Linked DNA regions of Homo sapiens: regions 1 and 3 are each linked to region 2. A link is a contact called in ENCODE Hi-C data. All regions are on one chromosome and are shown on one strand. The core of a region is the stretch at or near the end of the contact, and the rest is flanking DNA. Distances in the headings are between cores, read along the strand shown. Region 1 has its middle 54 kb from the start of ELDR. Region 2 overlaps GRB10 (growth factor receptor bound protein 10). Region 3 overlaps VOPP1 (VOPP1 WW domain binding protein).

What was found. Hi-C counts contacts between places; a loop is a spot of excess contacts on that map. Pooled maps may share reads with other maps.
Region 1: a map with no recorded cell type shows a loop between it and region 2 (11-fold over the local background). The contact joins two enhancer-like sites. A Hi-C loop is called at or near these places in 2 of 37 single-sample maps with no recorded cell type and 2 of 50 pooled maps.
Region 3: a loop to region 2 is called in a map with no recorded cell type, with 11 times the contacts of the local background. The contact joins two enhancer-like sites. A Hi-C loop is called at or near these places in 6 of 37 single-sample maps with no recorded cell type and 6 of 50 pooled maps.

What each region holds. Positions count from the first base shown.
Region 1 is chr7:55,307,521-55,310,983 of GRCh38, forward strand. No RefSeq gene overlaps it. Among named protein-coding and RNA genes, the nearest start is that of ELDR, 54 kb to the left of the region's middle. RefSeq lists a silencer at 3,277-3,461. Within about 2 kb of position 1,596, at least 4 of the 41 ENCODE cell types and tissues checked have a DNase peak (open chromatin) inside an H3K27ac peak, as active enhancers do.
Region 2 is chr7:50,663,273-50,666,853 of GRCh38, forward strand. All of the region lies in intron 7 of GRB10 (growth factor receptor bound protein 10), which reads right to left. Among named protein-coding and RNA genes, the nearest start is that of DDC, 100 kb to the left of the region's middle. RefSeq lists an enhancer at 1-76. Within about 2 kb of position 1,504, at least 12 of the 41 ENCODE cell types and tissues checked have a DNase peak (open chromatin) inside an H3K27ac peak, as active enhancers do.
Region 3 is chr7:55,532,754-55,536,316 of GRCh38, forward strand. All of the region lies in intron 1 of VOPP1 (VOPP1 WW domain binding protein), which reads right to left. Among named protein-coding and RNA genes, the nearest start is that of VOPP1, 38 kb to the right of the region's middle. RefSeq lists enhancers at 844-963, 1,034-1,103, 1,444-1,503, 1,544-2,153, 2,174-2,333 and 1 more. Within about 2 kb of position 1,663, at least 21 of the 41 ENCODE cell types and tissues checked have a DNase peak (open chromatin) inside an H3K27ac peak, as active enhancers do.

The DNA of each region.
Region 1 (3,463 bases), core at 346-2,845, 4.6 Mb after region 2:
CACACACACTATTGAAAGGCCACCACACACCCATCCTCTTCTGTTTGAATTTCCCTTCTATGTACTTTTCTTCATTTTTTCTTTAAACTCTTATTTTCTTGAGAGCAATTTCCCTGTACTGTTTTCCCTGATGTTCCCTGGGCCTTAGACTACCTTTTGAGAAAGACATGCACTTAGACTTTATTGCTCAACACTCATGCCCATTGCATCATTGTCTAACCTGCATTTCCCTCTCATCCAAAGGGGCAATGTGGACAAAACGAAGTAAAAAGATCAAATGCCTTGCAGAATTTCAGTGTCAGTGTTGCTCATTCTACCAATCTTTTGATCTTAAAACTGGGTTCAAAAGGAAATAAGCTACTTTGGAGCCAGGTACAGTGGCTCACTCCTGTAATTCCAGCACTGTGGAAGATTGAGGCAGGCAGAGACTTGAGCCCAGGAGTTCGAGACCAGTGTGGGCAACATGGCAAAACCCCGTCTCTATAAAAAATACAAAAATTAGCTGACTGTGGAGGTGCATACAGGCAGTCCCAGGTAGTTGGGAGGCTGAGGCAGGAGAATCACTTGAGCATGGGAGACTGAGGCTTCAGTGATTCATGATTGCACCACTGCACTCCAGCCTGGGTGACAGAGCAAGACCCTGTGTCCGAAAACAAAAAAACAAAGAAAGAAACAAAAAGCTGGTTTGCATAGTTTTTCATCAAATCCAATGCCAAATTCTAGCCACTTCTTGCTTTTCTAAGCACAGACAGGCAATTCATTGCTAAACTATTTTACAAATCTCCCAACTATATTATATAAAATCTATCTCCTCTCTTATCAAGGGAAACACTTGCTCATCTTTGAGCAACTCACATACTCCAAATACCTCTGGTGTTGAAAGCCGTCTGGTCATTAGTATGTTCAGCTGCTCAGTGTCTGAAATTCCTTTGGGTCAGACCTCTAGAGCAACCAGATAATCTCTCAGTGGCGGTCACAGGCTAGCAAGCCTTGGCCGTATCCAGACCATGCCTATCATGGTCTGGCAACCCTGCCAAAGTAACAAAGCAACTTTTACTTTTATATCTTTCCAAAGTAACAAGACAACTTTGAATTTATTGCCAACATTGAACATTGAGGACCTCATATAAAATCAGGATTCCCAGCTGCTCTTGAAAATTTGGAAGTTGTGACCCTGCTGGGCCCACATTCCCTAGAGTGTTGGGTCTCCTGGGCTCAGCAGCTGCTGCCCCTGAGGGAGGCATGCATCTCTCCTGTGTAAGTTTCCACCTGGCTCTCTGGCTTGGTCATATTGGCTTCCTGGCCTCTTTTTGCATGTAGTTTGTGATCCCTGATTGTAGGTTTCATCATTTATCCTGGGCTGTTTCCTCCTGGGAGTTATAACCTTCCTAATCTGAAGCTGAAACTCCCCCAAATGCAAGCTAAACGTGAGTTGACAGTAATGGCTAATGCCTAAATAGCACCTACTGTGTACCAGGCCTGAAACACTAACTCATTTCATCTTCACAACAAGCCTATGCTGTGGGTGCTGGTTACTGCAACAGGCCTGAACCACCAGCTCATTTCCTCCTCACAAGCCCATGCGGTGGGCACTCGTTACCACACTAGGCCTCAACAACCAGCTCATTTCGTTACCACACCAGGCCTGAGCCACCAGCTCATTTCCTCCTCACAAGCCCATGCGGTGGGCGCTCGTTACCACACTAGGCCTCAATAACCAGCTCATTTCATTACTACACTAGGCCTCAACCACCAGCTCATTTCATTACCACACCAGGCCTGAGCCGCCAGCTCATTTCATCCTCACAAGCACATGCAGTGGGCGCTCATTAGCCCCGTTTTACAGGTGAGGACACATGCTCAGAGACTTTAGCCCACTTGTCTGGAGCTGACTGCCTCCACACCTTCTGTGTGATTCACACTGACACAACTGGACATTTCCTACCACGAACATGATATTCACTCTGGTTTTCTGCCTTGACCTCTACATTTTTGGCCCCTGCACATTTGGGCCTCAACCTTCCAGACACGGTTCCTCCAGCTCGGTTAGAGTCCCGTGCTCCTCCTCCCATGCCTTTGGTGCCCACACTAAGTCGGGGCTCAGAAGTCACTCCATCTGTGACTTGGCTGCTCTGCTTTGTGAGCTCAAGAAACCAGGAAGCCTGTTAAACACGCCATCAGGAATGCTGAAGAATTAAGATTGTCCAATAAAAGTCAGTGTCAAAGGAATGGAAAATGAAGTGTGGATGGGAACCGTTATTTCTCAGGAGTCAGGGAGTATCTAAATTTGCTGTCTGAAGTCAGAGCCATAGAAAATCCCCAGCTGCACTCTGGTAGTAGTGGTTTTAGCACCTTTACTTGTCATTACAAATAAATTTGAAACTGAAGGAAAGTGAAGAAACACCTCTCAGAAGAGCATGATGCCTTCGACCTGGTTTGCTAGGACAGGAACTGGACACAGATTCTGAAAATCTCATTCATTCAAGCTGAATAAAATGTAGACGCAAGGACATTTACATAGTCAGCCATTCCTCAAGGATTTACTGAGTGCCTACTGTGTACCAGAAGTGGTATTCGTTAGGTACCACATGTTTCATTCATTTGCTCATAGTCCTTTGAGGCCCTTCTAGGTGGAAGCCCCACAATAGGCTCTGGGGATACAGCCCCTGCCACTGCAGAGCTGATGTTTTCACATAAGATTCAGACTTCCAACAACCAATTACACTACTGGTTAATCACAATTATAGTGCTGCAACTAGGCGTTCCCAGTCAGTCTGGGAAATGCAGAAAGGCCTCCCTGGTGAGAAGGTCTCTGCACTAAAATCTGCAGGAGCTGCAGGAGCAGAGTGAAGGGAGGTAAGGGAAAGTGAGAGCCTGCCAGGCAAAAGGAAGAGGAAGCGCCAAGGACCTATGGAGGGTGGGAGCCAGGGAACCGAAGGAGGCAGTTACCAGCACTCCTGAAGCACAGGCAGCTAGAGAAGAGAGCCACAGGCTGGACAGTGACCTTGGCAGGGGACACACCATGCAAGGCTAGTGAGCCACGTTCAGAATTTTGAGATTTATCTTGAAAGCCCTGGGAAATCATTAGCATTTTAAGCAGAATGGTAATATGGTCAAATTAGCATTTATAAAGGCCCTGTGAAGGAAGGTCAGAGGTGCAGCAAGAATGGACGCAGTGAGTTGGTTACTGGGTGAATTCGCCAGGCAGGCAAGAAGGGGTGTTGCAGAGCCAGGTTTCTCCACAGCCACATCAGTGACATTTGGCATCTCATTGATCTTTGCTGTGAGGGCTGTATTGTGCACGGCAGCATGCTTTGCATCCCTGGCTCTGCCTGCTGGATGCCAATAGCTCCCTCCCCGAGTCATGACACACAAAAATATGTCCACTGGACATTGCCAAATGTCCCTCGTTGGGGGAAATCACCTATAGTTGAGAAGCACCAATTTAAAGTGGGGACAAGGG
Region 2 (3,581 bases), core at 254-2,753:
GGAGTAGGTGGCACCTCCCTGTACCTCTCTGGCCCTTGTTCCAGCCTCTGGACCCAGAGAGTAGGAGGCATCCCTCCCATGTGTGTGCTGTAGGAAATAGCCACAAGTGCCCCAAATGATCCTTAACCACTTCCCATTTTCTCCTTTGCCTCCTGCCACAGCCTCTCACCATCGAGTCCCTCCACTTGGGATGAGTGCCATGTGACTAGGGTCCTTCTCACAGGGATAATGGCATCCAAGAAAGAACACAACAAAGCCACTAGCTTCTAGAAAACCTATTTCTGTCAGAGCAGAATGGTCAAGCCAGCCACTCAGGAAAGGTCATACTGGACTGCTGACTGGAGCCACGTGTCTAACTAACTGAGCCCTTCTCTCACAAGCAGCAGTGGCTGCAGCTGCCATCCTCTTGGTGATACTTTTGTAGCTGCATGTGCAGACATCATTTTGAAAGCCTATTTAATGTAATCCTTTTTAGATTCGGGCCATCATCCCAGCTTGCTGAGCCCTTAGTGGACGCCAGATCCAGTGCCCATCAGGGAAAGCCCCTGGCATGCCAGGTGCAGGGAGACAATGCAGACACCATAGGAGTCACCTCGCAGGATGCCACAGCCGAAACCAGCAGGCCAGGACCTGCCTGCCAGGGTGTCTGCTTCAGCCCACACAGTGCTTACAGACACTGAAATGTGCAAAATGTGGAGAGTTCAGGTCTTCAGTGGCAATTCTGATTTCTCTCAAAGCATCCAATTTTCTGGTGACACTGGTCCCATGCTCCTGCTGGCCATGCTCGGCTGATGGGCGGTGGCTGTGGACACAGGGCCCCTCTTCCCTAGCGTGGACACCGACGCTCAGTCTTGCCTCGAGGAGCTACTTCTGCCCTGACTTCTGATGTCGCTGAGCTGACACCCTCCTCACACAGCAAACAGCCAGGATCAGAATGCAGGAACCGAGAAGGCCTTTGGGACAGCCCCCCTACAGGGTATCGTACCCACCAGCCTGAACAGTCAAATGTACCTATACACATGGCTCCCCTCAGCCTCTCAGAGCCTTCTGAACTTCACCCAGCACCTGCAGGAAGAAAATGGCACCCCACTCACCTTTCTCTCCTCTCCCAGGACCTTAAAGAAGTACAGCAGAGGGAGACAGTCACCAGGCCGTGGCGGGGGGCCAGCCCACCTGCCAGGGTCCTCTGCAGTGTGTCTGTGGGGGCAGGGGGGACAGCTCTGGTATTTACCCAGGATTGTCTGGCACCTGGCCCAAGTCCCAGGTCTCGGAGCACATCCTTCTGTGGTGCCCCTCCCTCCCGACACCCGAGGCCAGCTCCAGGCACACTGCATGGCGCTTCCTCAACTCAGAAGGCCCCGGAGGGTCTGACGCAAAGGAGGACCACTGCAGCCAGTGTCTGCCAGGGCACCAAGATCAAAGGCAGCCTCACCACAGAGACCCAGTGGCACCAACTAGACCGTGAGCCCAGCCTCTCCGGCCGGAGCATGGTGCTTGGCCTCAGGGCTCACAAGTCTTTGCTATATCAATCACCCTTACCACAACAGCCTGTCTTTTCAAATGAGTCACAAAGCAGTTAAAAATACCCTGTTGATTTTTACCACAAATATCCAGTTTCCTGAACAATGACTAATTTAATTTCACCACCTTTTAGAGGAAAGAAATTAAACACTCAGAAAGAAATTCTTATGTATTTGTATTTTTGGTAAGTCAATGACGAGGTATTATTAAACTTAAATAAATCAAACCACTGAATAAAATTAAATGCCATTTAATAAATGATGGAATCATCTCCACAGAAGCTATACCTTCCAATGAAAGTCACTCACTGCTGACAAGGAGGACTGCTGTCACCTCTAACAGACACTATGTAAAACCATACATCACGGTTCCTCTATGCACTCTCCCAGAGCAAAGGGGGATGTCTGCTCTAACATCAGTTTTTGCCTTCCGTGAGGGAATAGGTCTGTGTGCTCTCTCACTTTAATGGTGAAGCCATAGAGTACAACCTCAGGTAAACGCAAGACCAATAGACTCTGGCTTAAATATTAACAAGCCAAAACATTGCTGTTTTAAAATTCATCATCAACAACAAAATAAAACAGAAAGCCCAAGAAGTCTAGAAAGACAACTCCAAAACATCTCACACTATTTATGAGCACCCAAACACCAGTGAGGGCCCATGAGCCAGTGGCAGAGGTGCGTGGAAGTGCCTGGGTTTACTGGCTCCAGATTTCCATGCTTCCACCAAGGGTCTGACCGGCCCAGGTTTGGAACCCATAACACGTTGGACAAACTGCTCTCAGGGCTCCCCCTGGCCAAATGCTGAGCAGCTGCAGGGCGGGTGCCACCCCACGTGGGGGTAGCAACGAGCCTGGGTGGGACCAGGGAGGTGAGACCGACCCTGCACTGCTTCTGTAGAAGCACCTGGGCAGGACCCCAGACCCAGAAGAGGAAGCAGAGCCTGGGCAGGGTGAGGAAGTTGAATCCAGGGCAGGTGAAGGACAGCCAGGCAGGAAGGAATGAGTGGGCTGTCAGACGGTGACATCCCAGCACGTGGATCTCCGATCAGAAGTAGCCCCCTTTGCGCCGGTGTACGTCTCCCCCACAGCTGGAGGATCACAGGTTTGAAACTCAGCTATTCCCGCCAACCCAGATGACTCAGGCAAGCCCCATGGGTACCCTTAGCAAACTCAGCACAGCACTCAGGAAGAACCTGGCCAATGCAGGGTCACGAAGCCAGGGTGCAGTCATCGTGGAAGAACTTGGTAAGCCTGCCTGGGGCTGCTGCATGCTCTGGGATCCCCAGGGAGAGGACGCAAGGCAGCTGGGGAAGACCTCCCTGTCCTTCTAGATAGAATAATGGCTGCTCTCTTTTGGCACATGCCTGCCACGTCTTAGACTACCAACTACTCCATCCTGCTTCCTCTCAGATAGCTCTTCACTCTGTCACCATCGTGCTAAGCTCACGAGAGCAGGGCCCACTTTGCGGTCAACCTCTTGGTCTCAGGGTCTGGCAAAACACCCGGCCCGTTGTAGGGGCTCAAGGTGAGCGAAGGCAGAGAGCTCAGAGGGAGGCGGCATTGGAGGAATCGCGTGCTGTTGAATAGGAGGCTGAGGGCTCTTCTCTACCCATGACTACTCCCATGCAGAATTTTCCCTCCCCTCCTTCCTTTCATCAAGTCCCATTGGCCCGTAGCCTTTACAGGGCACTGAGCTTGTATCTTACATGTCTAGAAAGGAGACACACCAGAGCTGCAGGTGGAACTCAGATCCGTGAGGGCCCACAAATGCTGCAGTGAGACCACTGCCACTCTCCCACCCTGTCCCAGCACGCGGGCCAGGGGGCTCAGCATGCTGTGAGGAGCGCCAGGTCCACATCATGGTAGTTGCTTGCTCTCAGACCTGGGGTCTCTGGACACCAGCATCTGATCTCTTATCACATTACGGAGCTACCAAGGAGTCACTTAAAAAGGAGAGAGGCAGGGCCAGGCGCAGTGGCTCACATCTGTAATCCCAGCACTTTGGGAGGCCGAGGTGGGCGGATCACAAGGACAGGAGATCGAGACCATCCTGGCTAA
Region 3 (3,563 bases), core at 413-2,912, 4.9 Mb after region 2:
CCAGGAAGGTACTGGGAAGCACTGCCACGTGTACTCCTCTCATTCCTTTTCACTACTACCAAATTTCACACCCCCTCAATTCTAGTAATATGCATTTTCATTAAATCTGGTAATATTTAACCTGGAGTCAAAAAGCAATTTCTTGTGCTTAGAAGACTTTCTATTTCTTGTCATGAATTGATTGGTTATAAATGTTAAGGGACTAAGCTGTTACAGCAAATTTGGGGAGAAAGAGAGTCAGTTCCACGTGCTGCCCCAAAGCAGCATCTGTGTATCAGAAAATCTTCAGGGAGTCTCTGGCAGTGTGGAGGCCTAAGCTAAAACCAGGAGGACTGAGAACATATGTGCCAGGAAGGTGATTTTGATGCCAGTTCTGTCTCTCTCCTGAACCCAATCAACTCAATCATTTCTGTTTAACACAAACTCACATGAGTGCCTCCTAAAAGCTGGTTCAGTCAGCTGCCTCCAGGTCAGACCAGTGAGGATGGAGGCCGGTCACTCAGTGTTGTCTGTGGGTGCATGCAAGGGGCAGTGTGGTGCTCTTGAAAGGCAGTGCCCAAGGACAGCAGCAGAAATGCCCCTGCCTTCCCCACTCAGGAAGGGCATCACTGTCCACCCACAAGCAGCTTCCAGAGCCATCACTTATAAATATTTCTTCTCTCATTTAGATTTCCCTGTGCCAAGAAAAAAAAACAAAAACAAAAAAACACCTGCCTGCTCTGAGTCAGCCTCAGAGATGACCGTGGTTGACTGTGCTGTCTGCCATCTGCTTTTAACCACGAAAGAGGAAGCAGCTATGTGGGACACCACATCAGGGAACCTTCCGGACCTAGGGTCTCACTGCCTGGAAACTCCCCTGAGCCTCAGCTTCTTCAGATGGAAGGGACTCTGCTAACTCAAAGAACCCCTCATACTACCCACCAAAGGAAAGTCCCCATCAGGGAGACTAGCAAGGGAGGCTGAATGTAGAACAGCACTCAGGTTAATCCTAAATCCCTACCTGGCTTTCCCTCCTCAGTCATCAACATAGTGATGGGGTGAACTTCGATGATGTTGTCTGGGGACTGACCTTCATATCCTCTGATCCTCCCAGTCTTTTCTTCTTACCTTTTCTCGTACCCAGTGTGTGGTGGGTGGGTAGGGAGGTAGATGAGTGAAAACACCCACAGGAAGGAGGATGGCAAAACTCAGATCCAAAAGCAACAACTCTGCCTCAGTGTTGTAAATAAGCAACAGCTTTTCCACCCAAAACAACTCATTTGTGCAAGGTCACCAGCAAACTGTACAGCTGTCTCCCAGCCCTGTCAGCTATAATTTCTAATAGCTGTCACTGTGTCCTGGCTTGTTAAAATCCGTGAAGGAAATCATTTCATGTAGCTTTTTTTTTTTTTTTACGAGATGGAGAGAGAAAAGAATGGTAGCAGAGTAAAACAGCAAGTGCAAGCAGATGACAGAAATTTCTACAGACACTTAATAGACAGACATTCCTTAGGCCTAGTTCAAATATCTAAATTCCATCTGGGGACTTGGCTGTCAAAAGATAATCATCTCTTGCTTCATTTCTCATATAATTTCCTAAACCCTCGGGTCTCAGCTAGTGCAAGGTCCTGTCATGGTCACCTGTGGCTTGGGCCAATTCTCACTTCCCCTGAAGGGCAGCTGCGTGTAGGGAGCGGGGGCTGCCCAAAGTTTCACTCTGACTGGAGGTAAACTTAACATCATTTCTGCATTAGTCATTTAGAGCCCTGGGCTCAGTACTTTCCCCCAACTGGGTTTCTGCTTTTGAGCTCGCTCTGCAATTTCCCCAATTCTGACTCAATTCTCTCTGGGCCCAGGGAGCTGTCAACAGCCACTCCTCCCCACCCATTTCTCCAGCTGTAGCCCTCTTGCAGGTGTCCTGCCCACAAAAGAACACCAGCATACAACGCCATGCAGGGCCCACTCTGAGCTGGGGACCTTCTGCCAGTTGCCACCTGGGATCTCTGCCAGGTGCCCAGAAGAACCTCACACCAGACATCCCTACAGCTGAGCGCTGCTCCCACCCAGTGCTCTGGACTTTGGGGAAAGTACCACCGCCCACTAGCTCACCCCAGCCACATGCTGTCCCCAGTGCCTCCTGTCTTCCCACTCCATCCACGTGGTCAAGCCTTGTCTCTTCCCAGGACATTCCTGCCACACCACAAAGGAGGCTGGCATCAAAAGCCAGGGGGTGAGCTTGCTGATGGGAGAAGAGGAGAACAGGAAGACACAGTTGAAGAGTGGTAGAGCCTGCAGCACCTGCCCCAAGACCACTGCCACATCCAAGTCTGGCCGCATGGCCTCTAGTGCCAGGGCCTGGCTGGGGGACTCCTGACACTGCACCTGCCCCTAAACCTCTCAGCAGCCTTGACAAAGCTCAGGGGGCTACGCAGGGCTCTGTCATAGAGAATAGGAAAGGAGGGCACACAGCACACCAACTCCTGCTAGAAAATCTCCAGGGGCTCCCCATTCACTGTGGGTTTCTCTTTGCTTCCCCTTGAGGTCATAATTTTCTTTCTTCTGAATGCAATTTTATCTTCAGTGGGCTTCATTACACAAACAAGCAAAAAGAGTGGGGCTGACTGATCAGGGCAAAGCTCAGTGAGCTCAGAGGGCACTGGGGCAGGCTCCCCCTGGAAACCCTGCTGCCTCACTGAGGGTGAAGTACAGACCCCAGGGAGTGTCCTTCTGGCCTGGCCGCCCCCACATGCCATTGGCTCTTCCTGTCTCTGCCGCTCCTCCCAGTCCCCCGCCCCGCAGCCATTTCCATCCATGCACCTCTAGAGAACCCTAGGTCTATTCACTTCCATCTGGAAAACACTTCTTCAGAGTTTCCACCAACGGAGCCTCAGCCTCAGTGTCACTTGGATGAAAATTTTCGAGACTTCCAGAAGGTGAGTTGTTAGTTTTCCCCCTTGGGGCTCTGATTAAATTTAACTCTCAGCACTTCAGCTTACAAGGAATCTTCCCTTCCGTGAACTTATTTGGTCCTAATGAGACCATGGGAAGGAGTGGGCTGCCCTCAACCAGCAGACATGCTCAGCACTGTGTCTGCCATCCCAGGATGCAGTTGGGGCACTGTCCCTCTGTGCAGAGGCTGGGCAGGCAGACATCAACTTACCGCAGGTCTGAGACTATCTCCAAAGACAGTGTTCTTTCCTTGATGACGACCGACTCTTTCCTACACCTGACCCACACTCTGTGCCAAGCAAGGATCATGCACTCAGGGCCCTGGCTCCTCCTGCAGGGTTGGGTCTTCAGGAGCTCCTGAGGAGTAAGGGCCCTGCCTCGGCCACCCTGTTGGCCCCAGTGCCTGACCCAGGCCAAGCGTTCAGGAAACCTTTGGTGGAAACGCTCACATATCCACTTCCTTCTCTGCCTGCTCAAAAGTTGTACTTGGATTTGACTATACACCCTGAAGTATGGAGACTGGCCCTGACTGCCAGGATACATAGGCTGATTAAAACTCAAGCAAGGCCGGGCGTGGTGGCTCACGCCTGTAATCCCAGCACTTCGGGAGGCCAAGGCAGGCAGATCACCTGAGG